Regions from separate parts of the Homo sapiens genome. Here region 1 is linked to region 2. Evidence: read pairs that join two places in POLR2A ChIA-PET (ENCODE). Cell type or tissue: MCF 10A. All regions are shown on one strand. Each heading gives the region's core, and the rest is flanking DNA. Links, peaks and the distances in the headings are about the cores only.

Evidence for each region. Peaks named below come from ENCODE experiments on the same cell type or tissue, not always from the same donor. Only the 100,000 strongest peaks of a DNase experiment are listed, where the experiment ranks them.
Region 1: POLR2A ChIA-PET joins it to region 2 with 6 read pairs; 27 of 35 experiments call an interaction of 5 or more read pairs at or near these places.

What each region holds. Positions count from the first base shown.
Region 1 is chr3:120,097,876-120,109,033 of GRCh38, forward strand. It overlaps GSK3B-DT (GSK3B divergent transcript), which reads left to right. Exons shown (of 3, transcript NR_186629.1): 2 at 6,901-6,970; 3 at 10,299-11,158. Among named protein-coding and RNA genes, the nearest start is that of GSK3B-DT, 8.4 kb to the left of the region's middle. In MCF 10A, for the core only: no CTCF peak of the experiment used is centred there; a DNase peak (open chromatin) is centred at 4,976.
Region 2 is chr3:120,155,873-120,165,239 of GRCh38, forward strand. The region is part of intron 1 of LOC105374065 (a long non-coding RNA gene); the gene reads left to right. Among named protein-coding and RNA genes, the nearest start is that of GSK3B-DT, 65 kb to the left of the region's middle. In MCF 10A, for the core only: no CTCF peak of the experiment used is centred there; a DNase peak (open chromatin) is centred at 4,399.

The DNA of each region.
Region 1 (11,158 bases), core at 1,212-9,211, 57 kb before region 2:
GGATGGAGTGCAGTAGCACAGTCATAGCTCACTATGGCCTTGAACTTCTGGGCTCAAGCAGTCCTCCCACCTCAGCCTCCTAAGTAGCTGGGATTACAGGTGTAAGCCACTGTACCCCACCTCTGTGTTTGATTTTAAGGGGAATTGGCCCAAAAAATAACATTTATATTATTTCTTCACTATGATTCACATGTCCCTCAGAAGCCTCTAATTACAATGGAATTCTTAAAAAAAATTCACATTTCTCAGCAAAGCTTTCCAACGAAAATTTTTATGATAATCCTTTGTCATATAAGTTAAAATAGTAAAACTAGACAATAGTGAGTAAGTATTATATTTGAGACACCTGCTAGGCATCTGATATAAGGTGGATGAGAGGATCAGTGTCCTTTGGGAGTTTACCCTCTAGGGAAGCAACTACATGAAAAGTTAAATAAATTATAAAAATCACATTTTGAATTGATAAAAGTTATGAGACAGAACATAATTTGGTTTTTATTTATTTTTTTGAGACAGGGTCTCACTTTGTCCTCCAGGCTGGAGTGCTGCGGCCTCAACCTCCCAGGTTCAAGGGATCCTGCTGCCTCAGCCCCCCAAGTAGCTAGGACTACAAGGGTGCACCACCACACCCAGCTAATTTTTGTATTTTTTGTATAAATGGGGTTTCGCCATGTTGCCCAGACTGGTCTCAAACTCCTGGGCTCAAAATCTGCGTGCCATGGCTTCTCAAAACGCTAGGATTACTGGCGTGAGTCACCATGCCTGGCCTATAATTTGTTAATATGGTTGTTACTACAAAGTTTAAAATAAATTGCCCATGCATTCCTATTTATAATAGGTGAGTGGAGGACACTTCAATCTAAAGTGATCTTAAAGGAGGAGTAGTAGGATTTGAAGATGAAGAAAGAAGAGGGGAGGTAAATTACTTTCCATCACTTCAATTTCAACCCATCAGATAAAACCTCTCTTTAGTAAACCTGCATGTGGGTGGAGCTGTAACAGCAATTAAGGACAGTGTGACTCTGTTCTTCTGACTTTGGGAAAACCAGTTTGGCTGGAACAAAAAGCTGATAGAGAAGACTAATGGAAGATAAGGTTGAAAAGGTAGGTTTGAGGGAGCTTTGTTACAGGAAAAAAAAAAAAAAAAAACTGGGCTTTGTCCTGTAGACAGTGGAGAGGTACTTTAGCAGATGTAAGACATTACCATTATAGGAAAGCCTCTGAAGTAACATACACTGTGGTTTTTCCTGTTGCTGAAAATATGCCCAGAGTAACAAGATGTGGCATAGTTGGTTATGTGTCTTATAACCAGTGAGGTGTGCCCAAATGGGAAATTAATGAATGACTACCCAAAAAGAAGAGGGAGAGTGTTTGAAACACTGTCACTGTGAAATAGACTGGTTGTATGAAAAGTTGCATATCAAGCCTTTGGCAAATTATATAAATACTCTGATTTTGACATCTTAAAGGAGTATACTATAGAAAATAAAAGAAAAACACTTGAATCTGTTACAGGAAACGGGTCATGATCCAGACCCCAGGAGAGGGTTCTTGGATCTCACACAAGAAAGAATTCAGGGTGACCCCACAGTGCAAAAGTCAAAGCAAGTATTAAGAAAATGAAGGAATAACAGAATGGCTACTACATAGAGCAGCCCTGAGGGCTGCTGGTTGCCCTTTTTTTTTTTTCCTTTGAGATGGAGTTTTCGTTCTTGTTGCCCAGGCTGGAGTGCAATGGCGTGATCTCGGCTCACCACAACCTCCACCTCCCAGGTTCAAGCAATTCTGCCTCAGCCTCCCGAGTAGCTGAGATTACAGGCATGCGCCACCACGCCCGGCTAATTTTGTGTTTTTAGTAGAGTGAGGGTTTCTCCATGTTGGTCAGGTTGGTCTTGAACTTCCGACCTCAGTTGATCTGCCCGCCTTGGCCTCCCAAAGTACTGGGATTACAGGCATAAGCCACCGCACCTGGCCTGGTTGCCCATTCTTTATGGTCGTTTCTTGATGATATGCTAACCAAGGAGTGGATTAATCATGCCTCCCCTTTTTGGACCACATAGGGTCTAAACTGTCATGGCACATTTGTAAACTGTCATGGCACTGGTGGGAGTGTAGCAGTGAGGACGACCAGAGGTCACTCTCGTCGCCATTTTGGTTTTGGTGGGTTTTGGCCAGCTCCTTTACTGCAACCTGTTTTATCAGCAAGGTCTTTAAGACCTGTATTTTGTGCTGACCTCCTATCTCATCCTGTGACTTAGAATGCCTTAACTGACCATCTGGGAATGCAGCCCAATAGATTTCACCCTCATTTTGCCCGGCTCCTGTTTAAGATGGAGTTGCTCTGGTTCACATGCCTCTAACAAATCCTTTTAGTTTTTCATGCTTGTCACATGTTTACTTCTAAGGGTATAATCATGTGGTTTACTATATTATTACCGATTAGATTATTTTGAACTACTTCAATTTTATTTATTTTACCTCATTTCCATTCACATTTTTTGAAAAGAGCTTTTTTATACAAGAGTGTAAATATTTTCACATTGAATAAATGAATTGAAAACAGTATGTGTTGATTGAATACTTGAAGTATACTTCTTTACAGCAAATTCTAGGAATTCAGCTTTGTTTTATGTGCATTAAAATGTAATAAATATAGGCCTGAGAAATTCTCAGAACAAATATTTTAGGCCCTCAGTAGCTGTAAATCGGGAACGGTCAGATTTCCTTCACATGGAAATGGGACTCACATCTCTCAGAATGGAACAGAAGTCTTTTGGTCTTTAATCTATGTCATGTTGATGGGAAATGTGAAAGCTACAAGAAAATTGGTATTTGGTTTCTTGGATATTGAATATCCTTGGCCAGGGGTGCAGGGAAGTGAAAAAAAAGTAAGACCTCCTATGGATCATCCAAAAAGGAATTTCAGAATGCAGAGAGGACTGGTCTCCCTTAATCAGGCCAAAACTTTATTTGAATTGTATCAGGATGCTTCATTCCTGTGCCCTGTAGGATGGAATCTTGAAAGAAAATGGGAAGGAATGTACAAAGCCTCAAGGAATGTGTTTCTCTGTAACATCTAGATCAGACAGTAGTATGAAGTGCCAGATATGAAACCAGAAAGGATCCTTATGAGAGTTTATAGCTCAGTTTTAAGATGTTTTACTATCTCTGCTGTCTTATTTTTTTATTTTTATTTTTAGAGATGGGGTCTCGCTCTGCTGCCCAGGCTGGAGTGCAGTGGTGTGATCATAGCTCACTGCAACCTCAAACTCCTGGGCTCAGGTCAACCCTCCTGCCTCAGCCATGCCCTGCCACTGCCCCCTTCCCCCGCAGTAGCTGGGGCTACAAGTGCATGCCACCACACCCAGCTATTTTAATTACTTTGTAGAGACAGGGTCTTGCCATGTTGTCCAGGCTGGTGCTGTTGTTCTTTATTTTTACAATGTATATTGTGTATGCACTAGTAGTGTTCAGTACTTGAAGATAAAAGTAGTAATTTAGGAAAAATAACCATTATTCCCCTAACTAAATCTTGCTACTCTTAGGACCAGTTAGGAGTCTTAGGAAAATATCAACTCTGATTGTTTTTTCTTTTCTGTTTGTTTGTTTTTATTGTTGTTGTTATTGTTTAGATAATTTGTTGCTCTGTCACCCAGGCTGGAGTGCAGATGTGTGATCATGGCTCACTGCAGCCTACCTCCAGGGATAAAGCAATCCTCCCGCCTTAGCCTCCCAAGTAGCTGGGACTTACAGGCACACAACTGACCTAGCTAATTTTTTTATTTTTGTAAAGGCAGAGGTCTTCCTACGTTGTCCAGACTGGTCTTGAACTCCTGGCCTCAAGCAATCCTCCCACCTTGGCCCCCAGAGTGCTGGGATTACAGGTGTGAGCCACTATACCCAGTCTGGTTTTTTTTCTTTTTTTTTTTTTTTTTTTTTTTTTTGAGGACTCAACATGTCCGAGACAGTTGAGTACACTTCTACTTTCTCTAACCACTTCTTGACAATTTGAATACAGTTTTCATTTTTAGTCTTCTTATCAAAAGTGTTCCAATTGTACTTTTTATCCTTAAGGACTTTAAATATGATTATATAGAATTTCATAAATTTTGCTGGCCTGTGTTGGACAACACATGAAAAGACACGAATATCCTAATTCCACCAGGAAGTGCTTGTTGTCTACTGTGTGCCCAGGTCTGTGCCACATATGGTGGGAAACATTTGCTTGCAACAAATTGAGAAAACTGCTGTATATGCTTTAAAACCTAACTGGTTTATTCAACTGCATTTTAAAAATATTTCCAAGGCCAAAGGCTCTTGGACCCTTTTAGAATTAAAAACAAATATCTTACACAGCCATATCAGCTGGAACTCTGAGGAAGCAAACTATCCTATGGAGGTTAAGCTTTTAATCTGGCATGAGAGGAGTTAAAGTGAAGTACTTCTAAGCACCAGAGAAACCATCTAGTGGGAAAAAAAGAATTCATCAACAGGGAGTTGCCAAATGAGGACACGCACATGCTTTGCCTTCATTATCTAACTTTCTTCCAGTATAAATAGAATTACATGGAGGTGTAAGGCATTTCTCTTGATCTCAGTCAATGCTGTGCACATCGTGGGAACTCAGTAAATGTTGGCAAAATGAGTAGTGTGATTGTAATTGAAAAAGCGAAACAATTATAACCATCAAAATTACAACTTTATAAAATATCTGCATATGGACAAGCACTCTGAGAAAATACTCCCCCCAAAAAAGTTGTTTTATTAATTTTTTAGTTTTCTGAATTTTTTCTTACATTAATTTTTTTCCTATTATCGGTTCTACAATATAATTTGAGTATCAAAATTTCTTAATTAGATGCATTCAAATAGAATCACAGCTTGGGGCAAGTCTCCGTTCACCACCAGGCTTCAAACATGTCATGGCATATCTGGCAAATTGGTAGTTTCAGGCTGCCAAGAGGTGATTTACATAAGGGTTTTGGTGGAAAGACTGCCAAGAAGTGTGGATGACAGAGAGGTGGGGGTTGGCCAGACTGCTTTTCAGTCAATTTGCACAGCTACAGTGCACCAGCCAGTGTTCCAGTTGGTCAGTGCCCATGCCATGCCAGCTGTTAATCCTTGGATTGAGGGAATGACACCTTACCTATCTTGAAGATTCATATTCCAATACAGCCTCGTGGAGTCCACTAGGAAAGTACCAAGAGCAGAAATAGGAGTGCACTAAAATCATTACTACATCACACAACATAATCAAAAGATGAGGGGTTACAGCTTGTTGCCACTTGTGCAGAAAATGATGGCACGATTTTGCAGTATTGGAGATTCCAGGAAACAAGCATTTTGATTCTTTGAGGGCCACAACGGAGGTCATGAAGATGTCCAGCAGCACATGGTAATGACCTGGCTTAATGGGGCTGGCTCACTGATGAGTACTAGAAGTGTTCAAGAAAACTCAGCAGCAGATATCCACGTGGCCGCAGATATGCCTTATTCTTGAGCCCATGTAAAACACTGTGTAGGGGCTCTTAGAAATTATGGGCAGAGGATTTTGCAAGGAGCTGAAGTTCGGCATCAGCAAGCAAAGACAGGAGCCAATGAAATACGGATTGCGAAACTATTCCTAATTAGTTCATTATTAATGTAATCAGATAGCTCATATAGAGTTAATGTAATCAATAGCTCATATAGAATATGAGAATGGGAGGTCCATCTGCTGTTTCCTCACTTGGTGGTCCCCATTTCCGCAAGGTTCTTATTTGTGTTACCATTTCACGAAAATGAAAGTATTGGTAGTTTTTAAAAACAGTTCAGGGCTTTTTTTTTTTTAACAACACAACCCATATATGCAAGTCAAATACAATTCTTCATCTGGTGCTCAACCAAAGAAAGAGTGATACATTCCAATACTGGAGGAAAAACTGGCCTGACTAAATTTATTGATATTTAAGGTCTTGTAAAGGGTAATTTTGAAAGTATGTAATTTCCACTTAAAATGCTATTTTAAGAACCTGAACCTTGCTGTAGTAGTTCCTTTTCATGCTGCTAATAACGATATACTCGAGACTGGGTAATTTGTAAAGGAAAAAGGTTTAATGGACTCACAGTTCCACATGGCTGGGGAGGCCTCACAATCACTGTGGAGGGCAAAGGAAGAGGACATCTTACATGGCTGCAGGCAAGAGGGCATGTGCAAGGGAACTCCTCTTTATAAAACCATCACATCTCATGAGACTTATTCACTATCACAAGAACAGCATGGGAAAAACCTGCCCCCATGATTCAATTACCTCCCCCCAGGTCCCTCCCACTACATGTGGGAATTCTGGGAGCTACAATTCGAGTTGAGATGTGGGTGGGGACACGGCCAAACCATATCAGCAAGTGATTTGGATGGGGACACAGCCAAACTTGCATCAAGTGAGGTTTGGCTGTGTCCCACCCAAATCTCATCTTGAATTGTAGCTCCCATAATTCCCATCTGTCATGGGAGGGACTCGGTGGGATGTAATTGAATCATGGGGGGCCAGTCTTTCCCTTGCTATTCTGGTAGTGAGTAAGTCTCACAAGATCTGATGGGTTTATCTGGGGTTTCCACATTTGCTTCTTCCTCATTTTCTCTTGCTGCCACCATGTAAGAAGTGCCTTTCACCTCCTGCCATGATTCTGAGGCCTCCCCAGCCATGTAGAACTGTAAGTCCAATTAAATCTCTTTTTCTTCCCAGTCTAAGGTATGTCTTTATCAGCAGCGTTAAAATGGACTAATACATTTGCCTAAGCGGAAACTCGGGTTCTACTTTTTATACAGAGCTTAATAGTTTATAATGAACATTATAGTAGTAGTTGTGCATCAAAACCTATAAGGTGGGCAAAACAGGTAATACTTCTCCCATTTTACAGGTTAAAAAATGGAGGCAACAGCTGGGTACAGTGGCTCACTCCTGTAATTCCAGCACTTTAGGAGGCCAAGGTAGGCAGATCACTTGAGAAAAAGAGTTCGAGACCAGCCTGGGCAACATAGTGAGACCCTCTCTCTCAAAAAAAATAGCCAAGTGTGATGATGGACACCTGTAACCCCAACTACTTCAGAGACTGAGGCAGGAGGATCACTTGAGCCTAGGAGGTCAAGGCTGCAGTGAGCTGTGATTGGGCCACTGCACTCCAGCCTGGGTGACACAGAGAGACCTCTCTAAAAAATAAAAAAATAAAAAAAATGGAAGCACAGAAAACTATACCTTTTCTAGCTCAACTTTACCACATTGATGAAAAAGTATTGAGCAGCCACAGGTACATGACATTCCACTATGTTCTTGGGATAATATTAAAGAAAAGGCATGAAGGTATGCTCTGAGCAGGCAAGAGAAGTCACATAAAATGAGAGTAATTTATAATGTGATTTTTTCCCATGGTCCTTCTTTTTCTCATTTAACTGTTTACTCCTTTATATGTTATAGCAATTGTTGTTTAATAATTGCATTAAAATAAATAGATGCCTTGGACACTGATACTCTTGGAATACAGAACAATGTTCATAGCATTTAATATATGGATACAAGATTTTTTAAAAGGAAAGATGTATATATAGGGTCCTACCAGATTAGAAGTATGATTGCAGTTGGAATTTAATTAGTGAGCACTTACTAAATACCTATTATGTGCAAAGTATTGTACTCAATGAGAGTGAATTTATGTATTTATGTATTTATGTATTTATTTATTGAGATGGAGTTTTGCTCTTGTTGCCCAGGCTGGAGTGCAATGGCATGATCTTGGCTCACCGCAACCTCCGCCTCCCGGGTTCAAGTGATTCTCCTGCCTCAGCCTCCTGAGTAGCTGGGATTACAGGTGTGTGCCACCATGCCCGGCTAATTTTGTATTTTTAGTAGAGACGGGGCTTCTCCATGTTGGTCGGACTGGTCTCAAACTCCCAATCTCTGGTGATCCACCCACCTGAGCCTCCCAAAGTGCTGGGATTACAGGCGTGAGCCACCACGCCAGGCCCGAGAGTGAATTTTTTAAAAAGAAACAAGACATTATCAGTGTCCTGAAGAATTTTGAATCTGTTTTGGAAGAAAAAAGATATAGGCTAGGTATTTTGAAGGTCCTCAACAAATATTTGTTGAGTGAATGGATGGATGAATTATTACTGGCCCAAGGCAACATATGATGAATACCAAGAAAATGAGGGCATGTGTACATACATAAGAGTTCAGGGCATAGCTGAAGTGAGGAATGGAATACTCTACTGGCCAGATCCATCCCATATACCCACCCTTGAAGAAACTGTCCCCACAAGAAAGAGAAGTTCCATTACAAAAAAAATTTTTTAAGATGAAGGGCTGCAACAGCACACTGGACAAATGAAAACTACTGCTACCCCAGGCCACTATAGGCCTACTTTGTTAACAGATTCCAGTAGGATATTTATGTTCCATCCCCAAAGCAGGAGAGGGTGCAGACCAGTGCCAAGAAGGAAATCTGGAGCTATGTATCAAGAGAACAATCTCACATGGGATTGATCACTAACTTTATAAGGATGGACAAGGCAGATGAGAAACAAAGTGGAATTAGATAACAGAATGTAGACTTTGACTCTCTCACTTTTAAGGACTGTGAAGTTGTGGAAATAGTAGAAAGGTCAAAGAAGGGAGACAGTAGACCATTATATCAATTTTTTAAAAGACTGCAAAGAATATTAGATTCATTATTAAGACTTTAGAGGCCTCTACAACTATATAGAGTCAGAATTATGAAGGTAAAGTCACATTGCAGGGCAACTTTGAATAGATAGAATACTTAAGCTAAGGAAATCAGGAATTAGAGGTAGGTAACAGTACACTCAGAAGGTATGGGGATACTAAATATTTCTCTTGAACACAAAACAGAAATTGTCCTGACCCCCTTCCCCATAATGTCTTGAAGGAGTAACTTGAGGCCAGTATGACAATCACTCTGGAAGCCAAGAAGTGGCTGTCTTCTATCTAAATTAAGATTTGCATTACTTGCTAATAGAATGGAACATTAAGCAGTAGTTTGGAATCTTCCTCACAGAGAAAGTACAAGCCAGTGGTGGCTCATGCCTGTAATCCTAGCACTTTGGGAGGCCAAGGCCAGCAGATCACTTGAGGTCAGGAGTTCGAGACCAGCCTGGCCAACATAGTAAAACCCTGCCTTTACTAAAAAATAGAAAAATTAGCCAGGTGCAGTGGTACATGCCTGTAGTCTCAGCTACTCAGGAGGCAGGAGAATTGCTTGAACCCCGGAGGCGGAGGTTGCAGTGAGCCAAGATCATGCCACTGTACTCCACCCTGGGCCACAGAGCAAGACAAACCAAATTGAAATAATCCATGCTGATATTTTGTACATCTGCAGGGTTAATGGTAATCTATAGGATTTTGTCAAAGATACAGCAAAACTTATCTCCAAAGGGAATGAGTCAAAAGTTGCAAATTTTAGAGACTGGCTAAAGCCTTACAAGCAATCTAATACATTTTTTCCCCTCTGGAAAGTGCCCAAAGACCCAGTGAATCTGGGGACAAACCTCAGTGCTTCTGCCAGGTTCCCATTTAAAAGAGAGACTGGACCCTTACCTTGAACTTTAGTGTTGAGGCTATAGTCTATTGGCATCCAAATGATTACTTATGAAAGAAGCTTCATCATGCTCCCTTAAAAAACAACTTATTCCCTGCCAAAACTAGGATTGTGTTGCTTTAGGAAGAGGATACATACTATGTGACAGCCAAATGATGATTTGCCAAAAAAAATAAAAATCAAGGCTGGACGCGGTGGCTCATGCCTGTAATCCCAGCAGTTTGGGAGGCTGAGGTGGGTGGATCAGGGGTTTGAGACTAGCCTGGTCTACATGGTGAAACCCTGTCTCTACTAAAAATACAAAAATTAGCCTAGTGTGGTGGCTCATGCCTGTAACCACAGCTACTCAGGAGGCTGAGGCAGGAGAATCGCTTGAACCTGGGAGACAGAACTTACAGTGAGCCGAGATCATGCCATTGCACTCCAGTCTGGGCAACAAGAATGAAATTTCATCTCAAAAAAAAAAAAAAAAATCAAATTCCATTGTGATGGCAAAAGAGCCTCCTATCACCCAGAAGAGGGAAGGTAGCCTATATTAGACATGGCCTTACAGACTGTTGACGAGGAACTTGCTGAAGGCTACCTGAAAATAAAATAATAGGAAATGGGCATTTTGCTATTTAATGATCTGGAAAATTGGAAACCACCTTGGTCTAGGCAAATCCTTGGGGAGGAAGTTTAAGTCTTTTTTTTTTTTTTTGAGACAGAGTCTCGCTCTGTCGCACAGGCTGGAGTGCAGTGGCGCAATCTCGGCTCACCGCAACCTCTGCTTCCTGGGTTCAAGTGATTCTCCTGCCTCAGCCTCCCGAGGAGCTGCGACTACAGGCACGTGCCACCGCACCCAGCTAATTTTTGTATTTTTAGTAGAGACGGGGTTTCACCATACTGGTCGGGCTGATCTTGAACTCCTGACCTCATGATCCACCCGCCTCGGCCTCTCAAAGTGCTGGGATTACAGGCGTGAGCCACCACGCTCGGCCAGTTTAAGTCTTAAGTGTTAAGGCAAAGCACTTAAGGTAGCCACACCTATAAAGTGGAATTGTCAGGTCATTTTCAACCTATTTCTTTGCCTATGAGAGCTCTCATGTGACATATGCCTAGTCTACCTTCAAATGAGAAGATAGCTGCCCTGTAAAGCACTTGGCTGTGGGAGGCACTCTCACTTCCCAAGAGGTTGTATATAACTGAGTCAATGTACACTCATGGGGATGTCTAGGAGGCCAGAGATCCACTTGCCATTCATGTGGCTCCAGAGGCAGTGGACTTCCATGCTTCATTACTCATGGCCACTCCCCAAGAGTACCTGCTCTAAGTAGCCATCAGTAAACCATTCCATAAAGAAATGCTAATGTGACCAGGTGGCCTAAAAGAGTCTGTGGTCTGCTGCTTCTTGGCCCTGGATTAGGACTGTTTCTGTTGTTGGAAAATATTTGATTCTTGAGGGGGATGAAATGAGGCAGCACCTGTGAAAATTGTTTGAAAACTCTAAAGGCCCGTACTTGTGTAGAGGATGTGGGTGAGATGACTACTGGTAGACAAAAAAAGTTAAGCTCTCTACCCTGTATTT
Region 2 (9,367 bases), core at 1-8,000:
TTTTCAGGTTATCTTTATAGCAGTGCCCCACTCCTGGTACCAATTTACTGTATTAGTCCAGTCTCACACTACTATAAAGAAATACCTGAGACTAGGCAATTTTTAAACAAAGGAGGTTTAATTGACTCACAGTTCTACGTGGTTGGGGAGGCCTCAGGAAACTTACAGTCATGGCGGAAGAGGAAGCAGGCATGTCTTACATGGCAGCAGGTGTGTGTGTGAGAGAGAAAGCGAATCTGAAGGAGGAACTGTCAAACACTTACAAAATCATCGATCTCATGAGAACTCACTCACTATCATGAGAATAGCATGGGGGAAACCACCCCCATGATCCAATCACCTCCCACCAGGTCCCTCTCTCAACACATGGGGATTATGGGGATTACAATTGGGGATGAGATTTAAGTGGGGACACAGAGCCAAGGCATATCAGAGCCCTAATCCAATATGACTGGTATCCTTAAAAAAAAGGGGAAATTTGAATACAGAGACACAAATAGAGGGGAGACAATGTAAAAAGACAGGGAAGAGGCCAGGCGCGGTGGCTCATGCCTGTAATCCCAGCACTTTGGGAGGCTGAGGCAGGTGGATCACGAGGTCAGGAGATCGAGACCATCCTGGCTAACATGGTGAAACCCCGTCTCTACTAAAAATACAAAAAATTAGCCAGGTGTGGTGGCGGGTGCCTGTAGTCCCAGCTACTTGGGAGGCTGAGGCAGGAGAATGGCATGAACCCGGGAGGTGGAGCTTGCAGTGAGCTGAGATTGCACCACTGCACTCCAGCCTGGGCGACAGAGCGAGACTCCATCTCAAAAAAAAAAAAAAGACAGGGAAGAGATGGACATCTACAAGCCAAGAAGAGAGATCTGGAACAAATACTTCCCTCAATCCTTAGAAGGAAGCAACACTGCTGACAGTTTGATATCAGAATTCTAGCCTCCTGAACTGTAAGACAGCAAATTTCTGTTGTTTAAACCACCCAGTCTGTGGTATTTTGTTATGACAGCCCTCACAAACTAATTTAAACATTTAGTGGCTCCCTCTAGCTCTATACATCTGGTGGGAAAAATCCTGGGTGGGCATAACTTAAATATTTGTGTTGTTTGCATTTACCAGAAATTTGGTAAGTTCATACATTCATTTATTTATTCATCCATTGCCCATCTCCTTATGCTGATTTATTAATTTTTAAATTACACATACCACTCTCTGGAAACTATTTTATCTTCTACTTACTTGTTCATTGTTTCACCACAAGCTTCATGAGAGATGCTGAATAAGAATTTATCCTTCCTTGTTTCCTTCCCTCTCTTCCTCCCGTCAATATTTAAGCACCTCTTATGTCTATTGTGTGCACAGCATTCCATGCTTGTCACTGTTAAAGCATAAAGAGGTACAAGGAATGTTTCTTGTCCCCAAGGAGTCTGTGATTTCTGGGAGGAGACAAAGCATGACCATGTGAGTGGCTGTATTCCACCACCAGGTAGTGGGTGAGTATGTGCTGGCCAGGTGCTGGATCATAACTGTTGCCAAGAGGGAAGGTGCAGGGGACTGAGGGTGTGCAGGAAAAGGCTCCCGGAGAGGAGGGGCCCGCACTTCAGATAAAAGAGGGGAACAGGAAGGAGTATAGTGGAGCAGAATGTTAGTAATCCATTGCCTTCCTTGATGCCTGGGGGCTATGTTTAGGGAGGAGTGGGGTTGCCTCAGGCCAGGGTTGATCAAGGCTTGGGGATAGGGTGATGCACAGAACCCAGAATCTTCATTCTGGCATCCCAGGAGGTCAGAAACAAAGCTCAGAGGCAAAAACTCTGGCCACACATTAAAATCATCTTGGGAACTTAAAAAAGGCTAATGTTAAAACCCTACCTTGACCGGGTACATCCCGGGATCTGCAGGCAGGACCTGAGAGAGAAGAAATCCTTTTAGGATGTGGATTGACAGCAGTGGCTCCTGACCGCAAGGCCCAGGCCACCCTGGCCCAGTCATGGGACACCCGCAGTTCTGGAGTGATGAGGGTAACTGCTGGAAATAAGGCACCAGGCTGCATTCCATTGGTATGGCCTCCTTGTCCTGAGCGTAAAAGTGCCTACTTGTGACATCAGAAGAATGTGTTGACAGATCTGTATCCCACTTCCAATTTTTACTATATTTTATGGTGGGAGCAGCAGCAACAGCAGCAGGATTAATTAAGCTGGTTTCCCTCTTTTTTTGGTCCCCATCAGCTTTCTGCAGCTGTTCATGGATAGAAACCATCCAGAAAGGTGTTTTGTTATTTTTGTTTTTTGAGGATATTGGAGACATTGGGTCCAGGGTTTTAGGGATTGTTATGGTTTGAATGTGACCGCCCCAAAATTCAGGTGATAGTATTAAGAGGTGATTTAGGTCACCTAAATTTAGGTGATTTAGGCCTTTAAGAGGTGATTAGGTCATGAGGGCTTCTCCCAGCTGAATGGGACTAAGACCCTTACAAAAGAGGCTTCATATAGCATTTGTCTGATTGACGCTTCTGCCTTCCACCATGTGAAGACTCGATGTTCCTCCTCTCTGGAGGACGCAGCCCTCACCAGGCAACTGAACCAGCCAGCGCCTTGATCTTGGAGTTCCCAGCCTCTGGAACTGTGAGAAATACATTTCTGTTCTTTGTAAATTTCCCAGTCTGTGGTATTGTGTTATAGCAGCAGAAAATGGGCTGAGACAGGAACCTTCCTCCTCAGGTCTTGGTGGCTCAATTTCTTCTAGCTGTATATGTAAGCTCCTATCACAGTGCCTGGCACATAGTGGGCCCTCAGCAAATGTTTGTTTCCTTCATTTCCAATGAGACAGCAGAGATTCTCAGAAATGTTAAATTTCAAATATGTTCTGACAGAAAATTGCTACCAAATTACTTTTTGTCTGTTCAGGACACTCTTGGTAAAAACAGAAAGATGGGAGCATAGAGAGTTGGCCCATCTTCAAAATAAACCTAGAAATGTTGGTTGACACCTAGGTGTCAGGCACTGCAGAGGCTAGCATGAAAATGCAGTGATAGATTATACAGGGCACTTGCCCTCCAGTATCTGATAATCTATTTGAACAGGTAAGATGTGAGCATGTGAAACCTTAACAATAAAGGATTTATAGAACAGCCCAAGACAACAGTAGAATTGCTGTCGGGGGCATATCAGGAGTATGCAATTTATTGCCTAATAAATCTGAGGACAGCTGGAACTGGTCAGAAAGAGGAAAAGCTACTTCAGGTTGGGGTAGTTAGAATGAAGGAGAAAGCAGCTGGTGTGAACAAAAGTGTTGAGCCTGATCTGGGCCTAGGTATGCCCCAGATACAGACAGCAAACCCAGCTGGCAGGAACAAGGAGAGTTTTAGGTAAGTTTAGTGGGAGGGTGAGCTGTGCCTCACTGGGGTCCCCCTTAAGACAGTTCTGGTGAGACCAGTCTTCCTCCCTTGATTAATTCTTCTTTGACAAGCATTTGCTGGGCACTGATCATGTGCCAGGCACAGTGCTAGGTGTGGGGGATTCCAAGATAATTATAACAAGTTCTAGGCTCAAAGAGCTCACAGTCTAGTGGGGAAAATGAGATTTCAAGCCCCAAACCAAGGTGAGATTTCATCCTGCAGGAAGTAGGGAGGAATGAAGATTTTTCTAGCAAAGTGGGTTTGAATTGAAAAGGGATTGTGGGCCGGGCTCAGTGGCTCACGCCTGTATTCCCAGCACTTTGGGAGGCCAAGGCGGGTGGATCACCTGAGTTAAGGAGTTCAAGACCAGTCTGGCCAACATGGCGAAACCCCATCTCTACTAAAAATACAAAAATTAGCCGGGCGTGGTGGTGGGCACCTGTAATCCCAGCTACTCAGGAGGCTGAGGCAGGAGAATCACTTGAACCTAAGAGGCGGAGGTTGCAGTGAGCCAAGATTGCACCACTGCACTCCAGCCTAGGTGACAGAGTGAGACTCCATCTCCAAAATAAAAAATAAAAAAGAAAAAGAAAAAGAAAAAAAAGAGATATTGTGGCTCTTCCCTCAGCTCAGTAGAAGATCTGAGAGTAGCACTGTTTCCATTTGCCACAGGGTCTTCTGGGTCTCTTGCGCAGAATCATCTTTTTGTGCCACTTACAAAGCACAATCCTTGAGAAAAGTTTTTCAGTTTGCAGGACTGACCGTGATCTTTTTAAACAGGGAGACTGCTTGCTGTCAGTATCACCTGTATTTTGCATTGAGCTTTCTGAAACTGAGGAGGACCAGGTAGCTCTAGGGAGCTCCCTTCCAGCCTCCAGGATGCTGATGCAATGACTGAGCAATGGAGAGTTTTGCAATATGCTTACAGAACCAGACCAGCTTGCTTTTCCTAAGGAAACCTTGGTGTCCTAAGAAAACCTCAGGCTGGGTCCCTGCCCTGCCGGGTTGAAATTCCTTCTGTCTTCTGGTAGCATGCCTGTAGCACATGCTCTGTAACCAGCTTTAGGGAGTCCACAAAAGGCTTTGGAATGAAGTCAAATTTCAGTGCAAACTCAGTCTCTGCCTCTAACCAGTTGTGTGATTTTTGGCAAGTGACCTAACCTCTCCCAGTTAAAGTTTCCTCATCTGTGAAACAGAGTCAATAACTACTTTGCTAGGTGGTTATAAATATTAAATAAGATGAGTATTAAGTGGTGCATAGCAGATTATCTTACATATATTTTCTTCTATTACAAAGTGCATAATATTTTTCTGTTTTTGTTTTTTTGAGACAGAGTCTTGCTCTGTCACCTAGGCTGGAGTGCAGTGGTGCGATCTCAGCTCTCTGCGAACTCCACCTCCTGGGTTCAAGTGATTCTTCTGCCTCAGCCTCCTGAGTAGCTGGGATTACAGGCACAAGCCACCACGCCTGGCTAATTTTTGTATTTTTAGTAGAGACGGGGTTTCACCATATTGGCCAGGCTGGTCTCAAACTCCTGACCTGAGGTGATGCACCCTCTTCGGACTCTCACATTGCTGGGATAACAGGCATGAGCCACTGCACCCAGCCAAAGTGCATAATATTTCTACTAAGGAAATTAGTGTCTCTTGGCTCCATCTTAAAAAAAAAATCGAATTTCCTGGCTTTCCAACTACACCTTTCCTTCTGGCCTCACCCTGATATTTGAGTTCTGCAGATGGATATGCTCCCTATAGTAAATGCACCTGTCTCAGATGGGTTCAGGCAGAAAATTCTATTTCCCCAAAAGTGGGCTGAGCCAAAAGGCTATCCTTGCTTTTCCAGATCTCTTCCCTCAGGAACAAATTGAAGACCAAGATGAGGAATTTTTGTGTAACACAAGAAAACATAAAGAGGATTTCTGCATATAAATCTGTGTTTTCCTTTGTAAGACTTTTTATCTACTTATTTTTATTCAACAAACATATGAAACTTGCTGCGTGCCAGGCACAGTTCAAACCATTTTACAAATATTAATTCATTTAGCCCTCATAACCTCATGAGGTAGGTGTTGTTACCCCAGGTGGCAGTTGGGAGCCTTTGAGCCATAAAGAGGTTCTGAACTTGCTGAAAGCAACATGGTCATGCAGGTGACTTGAAGCCCAGGCATCGCAGTGGGGATAGAAAATTATTGTACAAAAATTAATGAAGAGAGCACATCTAAAATGCCTTCTTTCCACAAAGGGTTCAAGATGTTATCACGGGGGATTTAAATTTAGGTGAAGCAGCAACACTGCCATCCATCACATAAGTTGAAGAGATACCTAAGCCTGGCTTCCCACTTGAACTTTTGTGAGCTGTGCTTCCCTGGGGTGCCCCTTAAGACAGTTCTGGTGAGGTCATTCTTCCTTCCTTGATTGATTTTTCTTTTGACAAGCATTTGCTGGGCATTGACCATGTGCCAGGCACAGTGCTAGGTACTGGATTCCAAGATAATTATAACAAGTTCTAAGCTCAAAGAGCTCACAGTCTTAACGGGAAAAGTGGAGAAATGAACAGTCACACATGCCCTAAAGAAAGGACTCTGCAAGGATATCTCTGCCATTCTTCGCAGAAGCAAGCCTCACCTCTCAACTTAGAACTGGCGTCAGTACATTTATTTATGTGAGAGGCAATTGCCACAAACTGTCCACATAGGATGCCTTTTGTTCTTTGATTGGCTTGCTCCTTCACCACATCTCTCTTCTCATCTCTCTGTTGTTTGGACTTCTTCTTCTTCCTCTTCTCTTCTCTTCTTCTTCTTCCTCTTCTCTTCTTCTTCCTCTTCCTCTTTCTCTTCCTCTTTCTTGTTGAGTTGAAGTTTCACTGGGTCACCCAGGCTGGATTGCGGTGTCACAATCATAACTCACTGCAGTCTCAACCTCCCAGGCTCAAGAGATCCTCCTGCCTCAGCCTCCCGAGTAGCTGGGACCACAGGCATGAGCCACCACACACAGCTGATTTTTTATTTTTTGTAGAGACAGGTTCTCACTCTGTTACCCAGGCTCGTCTTGGACTCCTGGGCTCAAGCAATCCTCCTGCCTTGTCCTTCCAAGGCATTGGGATTACAGGCGTGAGCCATGGGACCGTGCCTGAACTTCTTATCCATCTTCCCTTTTTTTCTCCTAGCCTTTTGCTTTCTTCTTAGTCACCCACAGACCTTTCCAGGGTGTCTCCCAGGCACTTATTCTCTGAGCCTAATGTTTCTTGGGAAACCTTGACACAGACCTTTTCAAGTTCACAACAGGTTTTGATTTGTGACATTGGCATTTCCTGTCTTCTTGTGACTTAAGTGGTGAACAAAACATCTCAAGATGTTCTCTTATTCAAATGTGGTTTGATTGGGGAATGCTAAGGTCAAGAATGTTTCAAGGAGCAAGACATCAGAGTGGGTGCCAGGGATAGGGAAAGCAAACTCTGAGGGCAAAGTGATAAGCTCTCTCCTGCTTTCAGCCTCCTAAACACCACTGTCTGCATTAAACCCTCCCTCTTGGGAGGCCGAGGCAGGCAGATCACGATGTCATGAGTTCAAGACCAGTGTGGCCAACATGGTGAAACCGCGTCTCTATTAAAAATACAAAAATCAGCCAGGTGTAGTGGCAGGTGCCTGTAATCCCAGCTACTTGGGAGGCTGAGGCAGGAGAATTGCTTGAACCCAGAAGGTGCAGGTTGCAGTGAGCTGAGACCACGCCACTGCACTCCAGCCAAGGCAACAGAATGAGACTCCATCTCAAAAAATAAAAATAAATAAATAAATAAATAAATAAACAAACAAACCCTTCCTTAACAGAGCCCAGATTGTGTTACTGGGAAAAGTGCAGTGGCCGGAGGGAATAGAGAAACTGTTTTGTTTGGAGTTCTGAGAAAGGGGACTCAGGAAGCTGTTGGTGATAGAGACAAACAGGTCTTTCTTCTGCTAATACTGCTTGTTACTCATTAACAAGCCTGCAAAGAAAACGTCTTTAAGACAAGAACTTTATCAAGAACTTTGCGCTTCTCTTCCATAAACTTCATTGCCCTGTTCCCCAACCCCCCAACAAACTTAAAGTACTGTCATTTTCAGAATTCAGTGACTCCTGGGTCTGCAGGTGATGTAGTTTCATGCTGTTAACTCACCGGAAGGCAGTGGAACCAGATGCGTGTTTTTCCTCCTGCTCCTCCGCTCTGGCCCCAAAACAGAAACTTTGCCTTCCTTTGTTTCACCCATTTATCTACCCAGAAATCCACCCATCTAGCATTTGTTGGGTGTATACTTTGTGCAAAGATCTGTAATGGCTACTCTAGAGGAGAAAAACGATGGAGAAGACATGCTCAATGCTTTCAGGAGCTTGGAATCTGTGGAGGAGACACATGTAAAGATAATACGATAAACACAGATACAGAAGAGATTTTATAGAACTTGCATTGACTTTTCTCTTTTCCTCTTTCAAAGTGATATCATTCTTTAAAAACAGGCCTCCTGCCTCTGATGCTTTTTTTCTCCTCTATGAACTCTAGGAAGGCCAAGTTGAACCTTTAAGGAAAGAGGGTTTGTGGCAGACCAGGACAGGGAAAGACATTGGGATCAGGATGGAATCCAAATGTTGAAATTCCAAGATTTTCAACAGCAGAGGACATATGCTGGGGTTAGAATCAGGCCTGGCTCCATGCTATGCCTTAGGACCAACAGAGACATGTATAGCTCAGATGACAGCAGCAGAGGCAATGTTTACTTCTCCAGGATTCCTTTGCACAATTTACTGCCCTTTCTTCAAGAGCAGAACAACCAAGAGCATGCCAAAAGTCATGGCACATTCAGCCCTTTAAGGATTTCATCACTGGATTAGCTGATCTTAGGTAAAAATTTAGGAAAGGAGGTGGGGAAGGGTAGGGGTGATGCACAGAGTAAATGATACATTTGGTGGCAACATTTTGTTGAGCACAGTTATGGTGTTTGCACATTGCTTTTGAACAAAATGATAAATTTCAATCAGGTCTGGCAAGCGTTACAAAGTCATTCTAGGTCAAATGGATAACAGAAGCCTCTATATAGTTGAGTCCAAAATACAGACCCTAAGACAGCCTTCCTTCTCTTTTTTCTCTTTCTTCTTTCTTTCTTCTCGAAACGGAGTCTTGCTCTGTCACCCAGGCTTGAGTGCAGTGGCACCATCTAGGCTTAGTACAACCTCTGTCTCCCGGTTCAAGCAATTTTCCTGCCTCAGGCTCCTGAGTAGCTGGGATTACAGGCATGTGCCACCCACGCCCGGCTAATTTTTGTATTTTTAGTAGAGACGGGGTTTCACCATGTTGGCCAGGCTGGTCTTGAAATCCTGACCTCGTCATCCGGCCGCCTCGGCCTCCCGAAGTGCTGGGATTACAGACGTGAGCCACTGCTTCCAGCCCATCCTTCCTTATTTAACTAGGGAATCAATCAGCTTTCTTTGGGGATGGCTGGGAAAGGTTGAAGAAAGAATGTATGCTCCACCTGAGCCTTGAAGGATGAATAATTCACAAGGGCACAAAGTGGGAAAAAAAATTCTAAACAGAAGGATGGAGATGTAGAAGGGCGGGGATGGTGGGACTAAGGTTCTAGAAGCAGACAGAGTGAGAAGGCTAGAAGGATTGCCAGATTTAGAGTCCACATGAATGAATGGTGGGCTGCTAGTGGTGGCATGCTGGGAGGAAGGGAGCTGCAGGAGGGGGAGCCCAGCCACAGGACCCCCAGGGGCAGGAAGAGTCCAGGGTCTCCAGGGTTTCCTATGTCCATTGAGGGAGTGTTTCTGGGATAAGAGGCTTCTTAGGGAGAACACAGAAGAATCTGTTCAAATGGAACTTTGGTAGAAGGTACACTGGGACCCAGGGTAGCCCGGCAGCAGCTCTGATGGCTTCTCTGGTTCCCCTTCTTTGGGTGGGTCAGCCTTCTCCGGGCCCCTCCTGGCCAGCCCCAGATTACAGTTTCT